Regions from separate parts of the Mus musculus genome. Here region 1 is linked to region 2. The links are chromatin contacts, found by Hi-C or POLR2A ChIA-PET in ENCODE. All regions are on one chromosome and are shown on one strand. The core of a region is the stretch at or near the end of the contact, and the rest is flanking DNA. Distances in the headings are between cores, read along the strand shown.

What was found. A loop is a pair of places that touch in the nucleus more often than their neighbours do. ChIA-PET counts read pairs that join two places held with the same protein, here RNA polymerase II (POLR2A).
Region 1: a map of heart shows a loop between it and region 2 (1.9-fold over the local background). The contact joins the promoter of Anapc5 here to the promoter of Camkk2 in region 2. A Hi-C loop is called at or near these places in 1 of 37 maps with a recorded cell type or tissue (heart). POLR2A ChIA-PET finds 5 or more read pairs at or near these places in 4 of 5 experiments (Patski and embryonic stem cell).

Annotation. Positions count from the first base shown.
Region 1 is chr5:122,817,109-122,823,399 of GRCm38, reverse strand. It overlaps Anapc5 (anaphase-promoting complex subunit 5), which reads left to right and starts at 2,058. Exons shown (of 17, transcript NM_021505.3): 1 at 2,058-2,420; 2 at 3,713-3,792; 3 at 4,437-4,546; 4 at 5,396-5,579. The coding sequence starts at 2,250.
Region 2 is chr5:122,776,139-122,782,319 of GRCm38, reverse strand. It overlaps Camkk2 (calcium/calmodulin-dependent protein kinase kinase 2, beta), which reads left to right and starts at 2,910. Exons shown (of 17, transcript NM_001199676.1): 1 at 2,910-3,068.

The DNA of each region.
Region 1 (6,291 bases), core at 809-3,308, 42 kb before region 2:
CCCACCCCTACATAAATAGTTACGTGGTCTCTGATGTAGGTGCTGCGGCACAAACTCTGGTTCTCTGGAAAAGCAGCTTAGCCACTGAGTAATCTCTTAGGACAAATATCACTTATTAAACAAACAGGACTGACAGAAGAAAACAGGCCCAATTTGTGTTTGTATGCAGCAGAAGTTGAATAGTACATATCTTTTTTTGTTTCAAGAGCTATGAAAACGGGGGCTGGAGAGATTAAGAGCACTGACTACTCTTCTGAAGGTCCTGAGTTCAATTCTCAGCAACCACATGGTGGCTCACAACCATCCGTAATGAGATCTAACACCCTCTTCTGGTGTGTCTGAAGACAGCTACAATGTACTTACATATAACAATAAATAAATCTTGGGGCCAGAGTGAGCAGGGCCAGAGCAAGCAGAGGTCCTGAGCTCAATTCCCAGCAACCACATGATGGCTCACAACTATCTGTACAGCTACAGTGTACTCATATACATACATAAATAAATAAATCTTTTAAAAAACTTTAAAAAATAAAGAGCTATGAAAACTACTGAGAATGACTAATCACTGATAATATTTTTATTTTAAAATACTTATTTATTTTTATTTTATTTGTACGAGTACTTTGCCTGCATATATATCTCTGTACCACATGGCTGTCTGGTGCCCGCAGAAGCCAGAAGATACTGATGGACCATGTGGGTTCTGGGAACCAAACCCAATTTCTCTGCAAGAACAGCAAGTGCTCTAGTGCTCTTAACAACCGGGCTGTTTCTTCAGCCCTGATAATAATACTTTAAGCTCTAGAGAACTAAGTGTCTTGAGAAATACAGATAAGTAGAAGGGGCATTGTGAAAAGTCAGACTGAAAATACTGTAGACCGGGGGTTGGTTTTAAGAGCTTCATTTACCTGATGTTGGACTTTGTAGTGACTTAGGTGGGATACAGATATCCATTCACAAGAAGGTGGTCTTACCTTTTGTTTCACTATGGGTATCGCACTTGCAAACTGACACGTAGCTGCCTACAAATGGCATTTGTGAGATGTTGAAGAAAAACATGGGCTCTTGTCCTTACAAAAGGAGAATAAGGACAGGCATGGTGGCTCCCTACTGCTAGTAGGGAGGCAGAGGCAGGTTCTACAAAGGGCTGCATGGTGACACCTTGTATCAAAAAAATTTAATATGAGTGAAAAAAATGCTTTTTGTTTTTGTTTTTCTAGACAGGGTTTCTCTGTGTAGCCCTGGCTGTCCTGGAACTCACTCTGTAGACCAAGCTGGCCTTGAACTCAGAAAAGAAATCTGTCTGTCTCTGCCTCCCACGTTCTGGGATTAAAGTCGTGTGCCATCATTGCCTAGCGAAAAAAAAGTTTTTTGAGGCAGGGTCTTCTTAACTATGCAGACCTAGCTGGCCTGGAACTGGCTTTATAGACCAGGTTGGCCTCGAATTTATGGAGATGTGCTTGCCACTGCCTGTGCCTCCAGGTTGCTGGAGTAAGAGGCAGGGAGCTATCACATCTAGTATGCAAATATAATTTAAACATGCCAATTTAATCCCATTGCTTTTAAATACAATGATTTAAAAATGTCTTTTGGGCAGGGTAGATCATTCAAATCATCTCAGCTATTGTCGCGAGTTCAAGGCCAGTTTATGCTACTTAGTAAGTTTTTTTTTTTTTTTCTCCAAAAGGGGAGGAGCATCGCTTCAGCTGAAGGTCTTTGTTAAGAGAGCTTCCCTGGTATACACATATACAGGCGAGGTGTCTTGTTCAATTTCGTGTACCGCTAGAGGCAAAGATGCAATTAAATGGGGGCGAGAAGGAAGATCAAATTAAATAAATACACGCGTGGCCTGTAGTTCACGCTGTCTCTGATCAAAATCCCTGCGTCTTCCTCCCAGATCCCTGTCCACGTCGACTAGGAACCTGGTCGCCTTGGTTGAGCGTTTCTGTAGGGAACCGATTTGCCATAACACCATTTATGTCCCACCCCCTCCCCTACCCCCGCTCACTACAGGTTTGGCTGTTTTGATTGGCTGTCAGTCTTCCTTCTGGTCTTTGATTGGTCGAAGGCACCGCCGGGGTGGGAGAGGGACACTGAGGCCCCCGCTACTGTGGGAAACAGTCTTGGGCGGGTTAAGGTGCCGGGCGGCTGCAGCCATGGCGTAAAGGCGGCTCGTGGGCGCGGCGCGTGGCAGGCCTGGAGAGGGCCTGTCCTTGCCGGCGTCCACGAAGAGCCAGGACTTCAGCCCGATGATGACCAACGGGGTAGTGCACGCCAACTTGTTTGGCATCAAGGACTGGGTGACGCCCTATAAGATCGCCGTCCTGGTGCTGCTCAACGAGATGGGCCGCACGGGCGAGGGCGCCGTCAGCCTCGTGGAGCGGCGGAAGCTCAACCAGCTGCTCCTGCCCCTGCTGCAGGTGAGGGGCGCCCGCTCTTTCCCGCCCATTACCGCACGCGCGCGCGCGCTTCGCGTGGGCCCCGCCCTGAGCTGGAGGGCAGGGAAGGTCCAGCCCCGGGGGAGGGGCCCTGGGGGCGGGGCTTCATCTTGTCACTGAAAAAGAACACTAGCAACTGCATGATATTTCATCCTAAGCTAACCGGCATGGTTTAACTCTTTTCCTATAAATGATAAGTTTTGAGGGTTTTTTTTTTTGTTTTTGTTTTAACATATAGGTTCTTTTAGTTTGGTTTGTTTGTCTTTTTTTGTTTGTTTTTGGGTTTTTTTTGGTTTTTCGAGACAGGGTTTCTCTGTCCTGGAACTCACTTTGTAGTGGTTTGTTTTTCTTTTTTTCTAACTTGTTTATTTATTATATGTAAGTACACTGTAGTTGTCTTCAGACACCCCAGAAGAGGGGGTCAGATTTCATTACAGATGGTTGTGAGTCACCATGTGGTTGCTGGGATTTGAACTCAGGACCTTCAGAAGAGCAGTCAGTGCTCTTAACCGCTGAGCCATCTCACCAACCCGTGGTTTGTTTTTCAAGACAGGGTTTCTTTGTGTTGCCCTGGATGTCTTGGAACTCGCTCTGTAGACCAGGGTGGCCTCCAACTCAAGAGATCCCCCTGCCTTTGTCTCCTGAGTGCTGAGATTAGAGCTGTATACCCAGCCATACAGGCAATCTTAAAATAGTATATGTCAAATACAATTTCCCAAGAAGTCGAGTTGGGTTACCTACATCTAGAGTGGTGTAAACACTGACTTTCTAAAAATGGCCCCAGTGAGTAATTTTAAACCTTGTCTAGAGAAGGCTCTGCTTCTGGGTTAGCCTTCCTTCCCCAGTTCAGAAAACGATGAAATGTGTTTATACTCAGGAGAACTAGAGCACCCACCTTTGTATAGTGCTTCCCGGTGTGCAAAGCCTTTCACAGTCTCCCACTTAACTTTTCCACAGACAAAGGAGATAGTGATTATTAAGTCCATTTAACTGATGGAGACGGGCTCAGCGTTGCCTGTTAAGAGTAACAAAGGAAAGAGAGCCTTATCCTATAAATCCTGTTCATTTTTCTTTCTCCTTTTTTTTTTAATAGATTATTCCATTGACTAAAACCAATCTACAAATGTGAAGTATGTCTTCGTATTTTGCATAGTCAGGAAAATCCTGATTCCATGTGTCTCGTTTGGAATGATTGATAAATGACTCTTTTCAGTCGTTTCTCAGTCCGAAGCTCTTTGCCCGTTATCTCTAACCTTATTTTCTCCTTTACACAGGGCCCAGATATTACACTGTCAAAGCTGTACAAGCTAATTGAAGAATCGTGTCCTCAGCTGGCAAATTCAGTGCAGATCAGGTGAACTTTCTCTCTGCAAAGGGCTGGGTGAAGATTACCAAGGAGTGGGGAGCAGTTAAGTCTAAGATGATAGGGGCGTGGCTCTGTTGGTAACGTGCTTGCCTCTTGTGCACAAGGCCTGGGTTCCATGCCCAGCACTTTAAACTAGACATAGTGGTCCACAGCTGTAACCCATGCCTTTGGGGGCTAGAGGCAGGAAGAACAGAAGTTCAAAGTCCTCCTGGGCTACAAAGCAGTTCGGAAGTTAGCTGGGATACATGGGGGAACCAAAGTTATGATTATTAGAGGGGTTGTTCTAAGAGCTTTTATTTAGATGTTTTTTTAATGGATTGCATTAGAAGTTAGGTTCATGTATTCTTCCCCCATGTGTATAATTTCCTATGCAATTACCTCTCTTTTAGTTGTTTTAGATAATTCCATTTTTACTTTGACGAATGTTATACAGTTAAGTTAGCAATGTGTGATACTCTTGAGGAATATGGGGATGACATTTTAAATGGATTGTAAAGTTTGTCTTAGAGCCCCAGCTTTAAACAAACCTTGAAATCCCCTTTAAAGCAGACTTGTCTATAATTCAGGACTATGGAATGTGCAGGGTGTGCAGCGAGCCTTCCTAAACCATGCATCCCGATTTTCTCATTCAGAATCAAGCTCATGGCTGAAGGCGAACTGAAGGATATGGAACAATTTTTTGATGACCTTTCAGATTCTTTTTCTGGAACTGAACCAGAGGTTCACAAAACGAGTGTAGTAGGTATGGAACTTCTCCGGAGAGCAGGGAGCGTTCCCATTGAAGTGAGCGGCGTTCTGAGGGGCATCTGTCCTGACTTGGGTGTACAGAAGCAAGCAGACTAGGGTGCTGGCTGTGTGCGGTTTGTATTCACTGCCTTCCTGTTTCGTTCTCTATTCGACCGTAACCTGTGGGGAGGCAGCTCTGTTCTCCTGGAGTAGTTAGCCTGGGCCTGGGGTCTTTAGGGTCGCTCAGCTCTTTTCACAGTCCTGCGGACCACTTGACTGGGTTGTGCCAACTGTAAGTGGGGTCACCAGCCACACTTAGGAAGCGAGGTGAGTGGAGACCGCTCTTAAGCTTTAGTGTTGAAGCGCGTGTGCACGTGACATTTCTTTGATGCTTTTGTACTAACTGTGTCCCGTGGGCCCCCCCACCCCCACACTCTGTTGCATGGTCATTTTTATGTTAGTCGACATCAGTTGGTTATTGATCTCCTGTCCCCAGGTCATGGATGTACAAGGTAGACATAGCCTTGCCTCTGACAGAGACAGGTGTGCTGGAAGGAGGGATGGCAGATGTTCAAAGGGAAATCAGTAAATAAGATAACATAATTACACCTCAGCTTTTGACTAGACTCACATACAATAACTATGGTAGCTTCAGAGAGTTTGAATAGCCGTGAGGAAAATGGAGGCCTGAAGGGCTAGAGGTGGGAGAGGCCTGAGACCTGAATGGAGGGAGAGCATGCGGGAAGAGCACTGGAGGAGGAGGGACAGCACCTCTGATTCCTCTGAGGGGAATGGGGCTGGAAGTTGTTGTGAGTCTTGGGCTATCAGCTAATGCTTTCTCCTTGTCTGTGGTCTTATCTTGTAGGTCTGTTCCTGCGCCACATGATCTTGGCCTACAGTAAGCTTTCTTTCAGTCAAGTGTTTAAGCTGTACACTGCCCTCCAGCAGTACTTCCAGAACGGGGAGAAAAAGACGGTGGAAGATGCTGATATGGACCGAGAGGATGGAGAGAAACAGATGGAGAAGGAAGAGCTCGACGTGTCCGTGAGGTAACTCGGGTTTCCTGTCAGGCTCTTCTTCCAGTCACTTGGCTTAACTAAAGTGTCCCACTTCATTCTGGTCTAAACATATGAGCTGGCCGTCCCTTTTCTGTTCCTGGGGATTCCGGAGGTTGGATCACAGGTTACAACTAAGGTTTCATGTCCTGTGGCTTCAGATTGACTGGGAGGCATGGGTAGGCAGTCCACAGGAGGAAGGAGATGGAGGGCAGGGCATGGATTCAATGACTCCCTTTCTTTGGGCTTCTTGGGGTGGCTGAAGGGACACAGTTTCTGTCAGATGATTTTCTACACTTCTGGGAATGGAGTAACCAGGAAGAAGTGTTGATGGGCCTAAGTATAAAGGCCATTGTTACCTGCCTTAGGAATCATCTTTCCTGGTGGCTTCCCTGAGCCCTGCTCCCGTCTTTGTACTCTACTCAAATTCTAAGTTTGTGCAGTTTCATTCCTGTGGTGTCAGCTACCCTAATAAGCAATAGCATCTGGGGCTTCCTAAAGCACAGCCGTTCAGGTCTCTCTAGAAGATGCCTTAAAATTAGCTTACAATGTCATGGATTTCCATAAGCTGTTTTTGGGGGTGGGGAAACACATATGTTCTCATTATGTGGGCTGACCTTAAACTCATTATATGGCCCAGGCTAGCCTCAAACATGAACACTTATATACACATCACACATAAACAATGCTTCTGGCCGGGTATGGT
Region 2 (6,181 bases), core at 1,661-4,160:
GCTAATGGCAAGGTCGCCTGGGTTCTCTCTGTTGAGAGCACAGGGTGGAGCCTGAAATGTGGCCAACAAGTGCCCTTGAAAGAAAATGAGACTTTGTATCTTGTGATTCATGTAAAAGAGTTGTCTATGAGCCTAGGCCTGGGGCTGAAAACAAAACAGAACAGACAGGGCTGTTGTTAAGACATTCCTAAGAACAGCTTGATTGTACAAGCAGGGCTATCTTGTCTGGGTCAACACCACCTGGCCAGGAACCTCCCCTCTGTCTACTGCCCCTTGACGCGGGGTAAAGTCATACATCAACTGGTTGCTATGTGAACAAGATAAGCCCCCAGCCCACAGGAACAAAGTCCTGATGCCCTGTAATATTTCTGTTAATGTTTGAATAAGCCAATAATGTGTCGCTATGCTGAATTCCACACCCCTAAGCCCCTTACCCCATAAAAACCCCTAGCTGTCGAGCCTTGTGGCCGACATCCGTTATCTCCTGTGTGAGATGCATGTCGTCCAGAGCTCCGTCATTAAACGTTCTCATGTAATTACATCAAGAGATGGTCCTTCCTGATTTTTTTGGGTGCACGCCGAATCGGGAGTTGAGTGGGGGTTTCCCCACTAGGTTCTAACACCCTGTCACTCATGACCCCCAAAGCCCCGCCCTGCCTACTTAACCTACTATAAATTTGGGGTTGGGGAGGGGTCTACAATACAGAAAAATACAGAACTATGTACCCACTATTCAGCATCAACTATTTTTGCAATCTATTTTACAACCATTTATAGAGGAAATAAAACAGCTATGTCATCTTCCTATACTCCCTGTCCCATTCTCTGCCCTCAATTCCTTCCTTTACTCATCTATCATTATTGTTTTGTCTTTTTGGAAGCAGGGTCTATATAGACCTGGAACTTCCTACCACCTTGAACTCATGGAGATCCTCCTGCCCCATGCCTCCCAAATACTGGGGTTAAAAGTGCCCGACCCACCTTCCTTTATTTTTATTCCATGTGTATGGGTGTTTTTCCTCAATGCATGTCTGCGAACCACATGCATGCTCTGCCTGAGAAGGCCAGAAGAGGGCGTCAGATCCCCTGGAACTGGGGTTCCAGAGGTTGTGACCCATCATGTGGATACTGGGAATCGAACCTAGATCCTTTGCAAGAGCAGCTGGTGGGTGCTCTTAACTACGGAGCCATCTCTCCAGCCCGCTTCCTTTTTTGGGGGGGAGGGGTTCAAGACAGGGTTTCTCTGTATGGCCCTGGCTGTCCTGGAACTCACTCTAGACCAGGCTGGCCTCGAACTCAGAAATCCGCCTGCCTCTGCCTCCCGAGTGCTGGGATTAAAGGCGTGCGCCACCACGCCAGGCTATCCAGCCGGTTTCCTTACCGTTACCTCCTACCTGGTAGGCAAGTCCTCTACCTCTGAGCTACCCCTCTAGCTGCCTACTTCCGTCTTGATGTCAGACCATCATGCATCTAACATGAACCGATTCTCTTTGACGTTCGCACAAGCTTGTGTCCATAAGCATACACCGTGTGGAGGTCATAGAACATGTCCCTCTTGAAATCAGAGCATCTGTGCTTGCCTCTGCACCCGTCCCTTACTGGAGAGAGGCTATTATCCACCCTCTAGGGAAGAAATGGGGAGAGTCATTAGACCCTCACCTGAGATTACAGTTGCTCCCGCCTCTCCTCCTGTGCAGACCTCCAACAGCACCTGGCCCCGGGAGATGCTAGAGAATATAAAGGGGTGGGTAAACGAAGGAGACACTCCTTCTGGCAGGTCACTGTCCATGCTGGAGATGAGTAAGCCCAATAAACCCATTGGTTCACCAAGCTGGGCTTGGATGTTTTTGATCTGTTGTCGGCGCCCTATTTTGGGTGAATAGGCATTTGTTCATGTCTCCTCAGGAAGTCAGTCAAGAGTGGGGCTTAAAAAGACACGCAAACTGTGCATGATACTGTCTCCTGCAGCTTGCTGTCTTACGCTACATGTTTTTGTTTTCCTTTTCCTGTGGGGGTACAAATAGATCTAACAGTCCTTTTAACTATTGTGTACTATTCCACTTCGTCTCGCTCCAGTTGCTACTACTAACAAATAAATGGAAGAGCGCTTAGCAGTATCAGAGGTGGTCATCTCATTAGAACGCTCATTGAGTTTATTTGTCCGGTCCTGGGGACTGTTTGTGAGTGCCCAGCCTAGAAATATGGCAATAATTTATTGAGGGCTGAAAATCGACCCAGTTGACAAAGAGCTTTGAATTCTTAGTGAATTTGACATCTCAACCCTTTGGCTGCCGGCAGAAACATGCATGCAGACAGCCACTGGTGAACATCCGAGTCTGAGTTCACCGGCCCCCCACATCCAAGGCCACCGGGTGAGCGAGCCCTTGAAATACCCTTTTTTTTCTCCGTTGTTACCCAACTGGGAGACTAAATATTTTAAGGCTCCAGCAAAGTAAACCGTCAAAAAGGGGAAGAATGTTTGGTCAGTCTTGTGGAGAGACCTAGAACTTCGCTGGGCTGTTCAGAGTGAGTGATGCATTTTAGGGCGAGCCTGCAGCAGTGGTCAGAGGGGTGGTGGCTGCGGAAGGGTTTCCCCATAATGGGCGTTGCCCCGAAATCCAGGGAGGGAACCGCCAGACGGCTCCTGGGTTTTCCCCCGTCGCCTTTGGGGGAACTTCTCCACGCTCAGGGACAAAGCGGCGTGGAGCATCTCGCAGGAACCGAGACCCACTCCCAAACTTGCGGCCTGTTCGCCCCTGCGCGAGTCGGGCCTCGCTTCCTGTCGCCTCCTTCCCCCCACCCCCCCTCCCGCCTCCACCTCCGCCCCGCCGCTACTTAAGTCTCCGCGGGACCCGGCGCGCGCGGCCGAGGCTGCGGCGGGCACGCGCGCTCCACGCCGGGTCCTTGGCCAATCAGCAAGGAGCCCGAGGCGCCGCCGCGCCGCGCGCGAGCCGAAGCCCGGGCGGCTCCTCCCGTGGAGAGCCGAACCGGACCGAGCCGAGCCGAGCCAAGCCGAGCCAAGCCGAGCCGGGGGCGCAGAGCGCGGGAGGCGGCGGCGCGGAGCCCAGGTGAGCTGGCCCGAGGCGGGCCGGGCTGAGTCGGGGGTGGGTGGGGGAGGGACGCAACCTCCCCGTGGGTCTTTGGGTCCCGGACGCGCGCGGGAGCCGGCAGACACAGCCCAGAGGCGGGCCCCGAGGGGACCCCACGTGCGCCGCCCCGCGCCCCGCCACGTGGAGGGCTGCGCCCCCTTTCCCCCTGGCCTCCGGAGCCGGGCGGCGCTTGGGGTCCGGCGGCAGGAGCCGGCCAGGAGTTCCGCACCAAGGTCCGCCGGCCAGGGCGGTCCCGGATCCCAGCGATGGCCTAGGCCACCCCTGGCGCTTGACAGGTGCGGAACCTGAGCGCGCGGGAGCGTCCCACCTCCGCAGGCTGCCAGGCACGGGGAGGACCCTGGTCCTAGGGGCTTGGACCCGAGTCTGCCCTCTGATCACCCCGACCTCACAGGCCGACTTGATCCTTTTGACCTAAATTTACCTCTGGGCTGCAGCGCGCGATGCATAAAGAGTGCCTGCCGGCTCCCTCTGGCACAGCCCTGGGGTGGTGGTGCCCCGCTATCACCGGGGCTATGCCAGGGTTCTCCCCACCCCCTGAATGCCCAGTTTGGGAAACGGGGTGTTTTCACAGCTCTGTCAGCCTCCTCCCCGGCTGCTCTCACTTGGAGATGAAGAGGTGGCACTTTGCAGGGGGATGGAGCAGGGGGTGGAGGACATCTCAGGTGCCATGGGCAAACAGCCTCCTGATCTGGGGGTGGGTGGGTCATGCTCCGCATTCATTACCCTAGATGCAACTTTTACCTTCCTCAACCTCCTCTGTGATGTTCCCCCAGTCCTGGAGTAGAAACTTCAGGTGCCCTGGGGCATTAATGATGTCTTTTACTCCTCCTCCTGACTCTGCCCCCACAGGACCTAGAGGAGGATTGCTCTGCCTCCCCACAGCTCCTTTGTTCTTTGGAAGTGGCAGGGGCTGCCGCTGTTCCCAAACCCACAGAAACTGCGGTTTCAGAATAGATCGTGCTATCAGTGTACAGAAGCAGCTTCAGTTTGCCCGATCCCCCTCCTTGTACACTCTACTGCTGTACACTTCATCAAAAATGTCATATGCCGGGCCATGGTGGCATACACTTTTAATCCCAGCACTCGGGAGGCAGAGGCAGGTGCATTTCTGAGTTCGAGGCCACCCTGGTCTACAAAGTGAGTTCCAGGACAGCCAGGGCTACACAGAGAAAGCCTGTCTCGAAAAACCACAAAACAAAACAAAACACAAAAACAAAAGAAAACCCCGTCATATGATGAGCCCCTACCTTGGATAACCGTAATTACATTTTTCATTTATGCCAGGAATAGAACCCAGTGCCAGCAGCAGGCTAAGCCCACCTTTAACTAGTGAGCTTACACTCCCACCCCCTCATTAACATTCATTGAGTTCTTGATGTGTGGCAAATAACTTTATCTTGCCTGGGTCATCTCATTTGATGCTAACCCAAATCCTTTGTGGTGGGGAGTTTTTGGTCACCGTAGTTGAGAATAGGAGATTAAAGTGCCTAGTATTGAATGGCTCAGAGAGGTTAGTTAACTTAGCCAGGATCACACAGACATTGCCAGGCTTCCCTTGCCTTTCTGGGGGTAGGTAGCCCAGGCCTGTTTGCTAGGCTGTGTAGGAGGACACAGACAGAGGTGCTGCTGTCCCAGCAGGACTCAGGCTTGGCTTTCCCTGCAGTTGCTGGTGGGCTAATAACTATGCAGTATTTCTTAGAGGACGGTCCCACCCCTCCTGGTGAGCATTTGGAAACACGTGGGAGGTGACTTTTGGCTTGTCAAAATGAGACTAAGCACTCTTGGTGTTTAGTGGGCAGGAGCTAGGGAATGCCAAATGTCCTATAAGAATGTCCCTACCTCAAATGCCAGGAGGGAGATGCTGAGAAATGCTGTGAGCCTCAAGTGCTGGGAGAGAGGGAGAGAGGGAGAGAGGGAGAGAGGGAGAGAGAGAGAGAGAGAGAGAGAGAGAGAGAGAGAGAGAGAGAGCACGCCATGGGGTGCTATTTCTGGAGAAATCTGTTCTGATGGGAGTAAATCCCAGCGGCTCCCTGGAGGAGGTGTCAGTTATGCCAAGGCTTCTGAGATGGGCTGAAAAGTTGAGGGACTGGGTAGAGGGACTTTGTGATTGGCTGTGGACAGTGGCTAGGGCTGCTTTCTTTCCGCTATCCTGGGAATCTGTACATGCGCTGTGTCAAGTTGCTCCTCTGAGTTTGAGTCCTTGGACTCGTGGGCAAGAGAGTCCCAAGGTGGCTCTCAGGCTGCAGTGCTTGCTCTCTCTGATCTGAGCACATCTAACCTTGTTCCTCAGAAGCTGAGGGAGTTAGAGGTTTCTCTTTCTCTGATTCTCCAAGATGTCTCAGACTGGAGATGTGGCTCAGTTGATAGAGCGCTTGCCTGGTGCACTTTGCTAGCAAGCCCTCTGCCACCAAACTCCATTCTCTGGTTCTTTTTAAAAACAAAACAAAACAAAATCAAGGTGAAGTCCCTCCCCAGGTGGCATTTAGGACACTCAGTGTCATATGTCTGTTCCAGCTGTCTGGTTTCAGAGCATTCCTATTAGAAGGAAATTCTTTACCTAATAAACTATCACTCCTTGTTCCCAGCATCCCTCCCTCCACCCTTTGGCAGGCACCCACACATCAGCTTTCTCTGGGATTTGTGCACTGTGGATGTTTCCTGTGAGTTGCATCTTATATAATAGGTGGTCTTTTGTGCCTCAGAATCATCTTCTATACTTCCTTTTTTATGGCTGCGTAATATTCCACGCTGCGAGCAGACTACACCTGACTTATTTATCATGACAGACATTTGTGTTGTTTTGGTATATGGGCTTCTCTTTCTTTCTCTCCTCTGGGAGCCAGGGTCTCATGCAGACACCACTGTGCCTAGCTGACTTTCTTCTTCTTCTTCTTCTTCTTCTTCTTCTTCTTCTTCTTCTTCTTCTTCTTCTTCTTCTTCTTCTTCTTCTTTTCTTCTTCCTTTTTTTTTTTTTCAGTTATAAAACCTTTTAAGCGCAGAGAAAAATGCCAAAGTTTGGTTTTGCTTTGTCCGTTTGGGTTAATTTGTACTTCACAAGGCAGGAAGGAGGC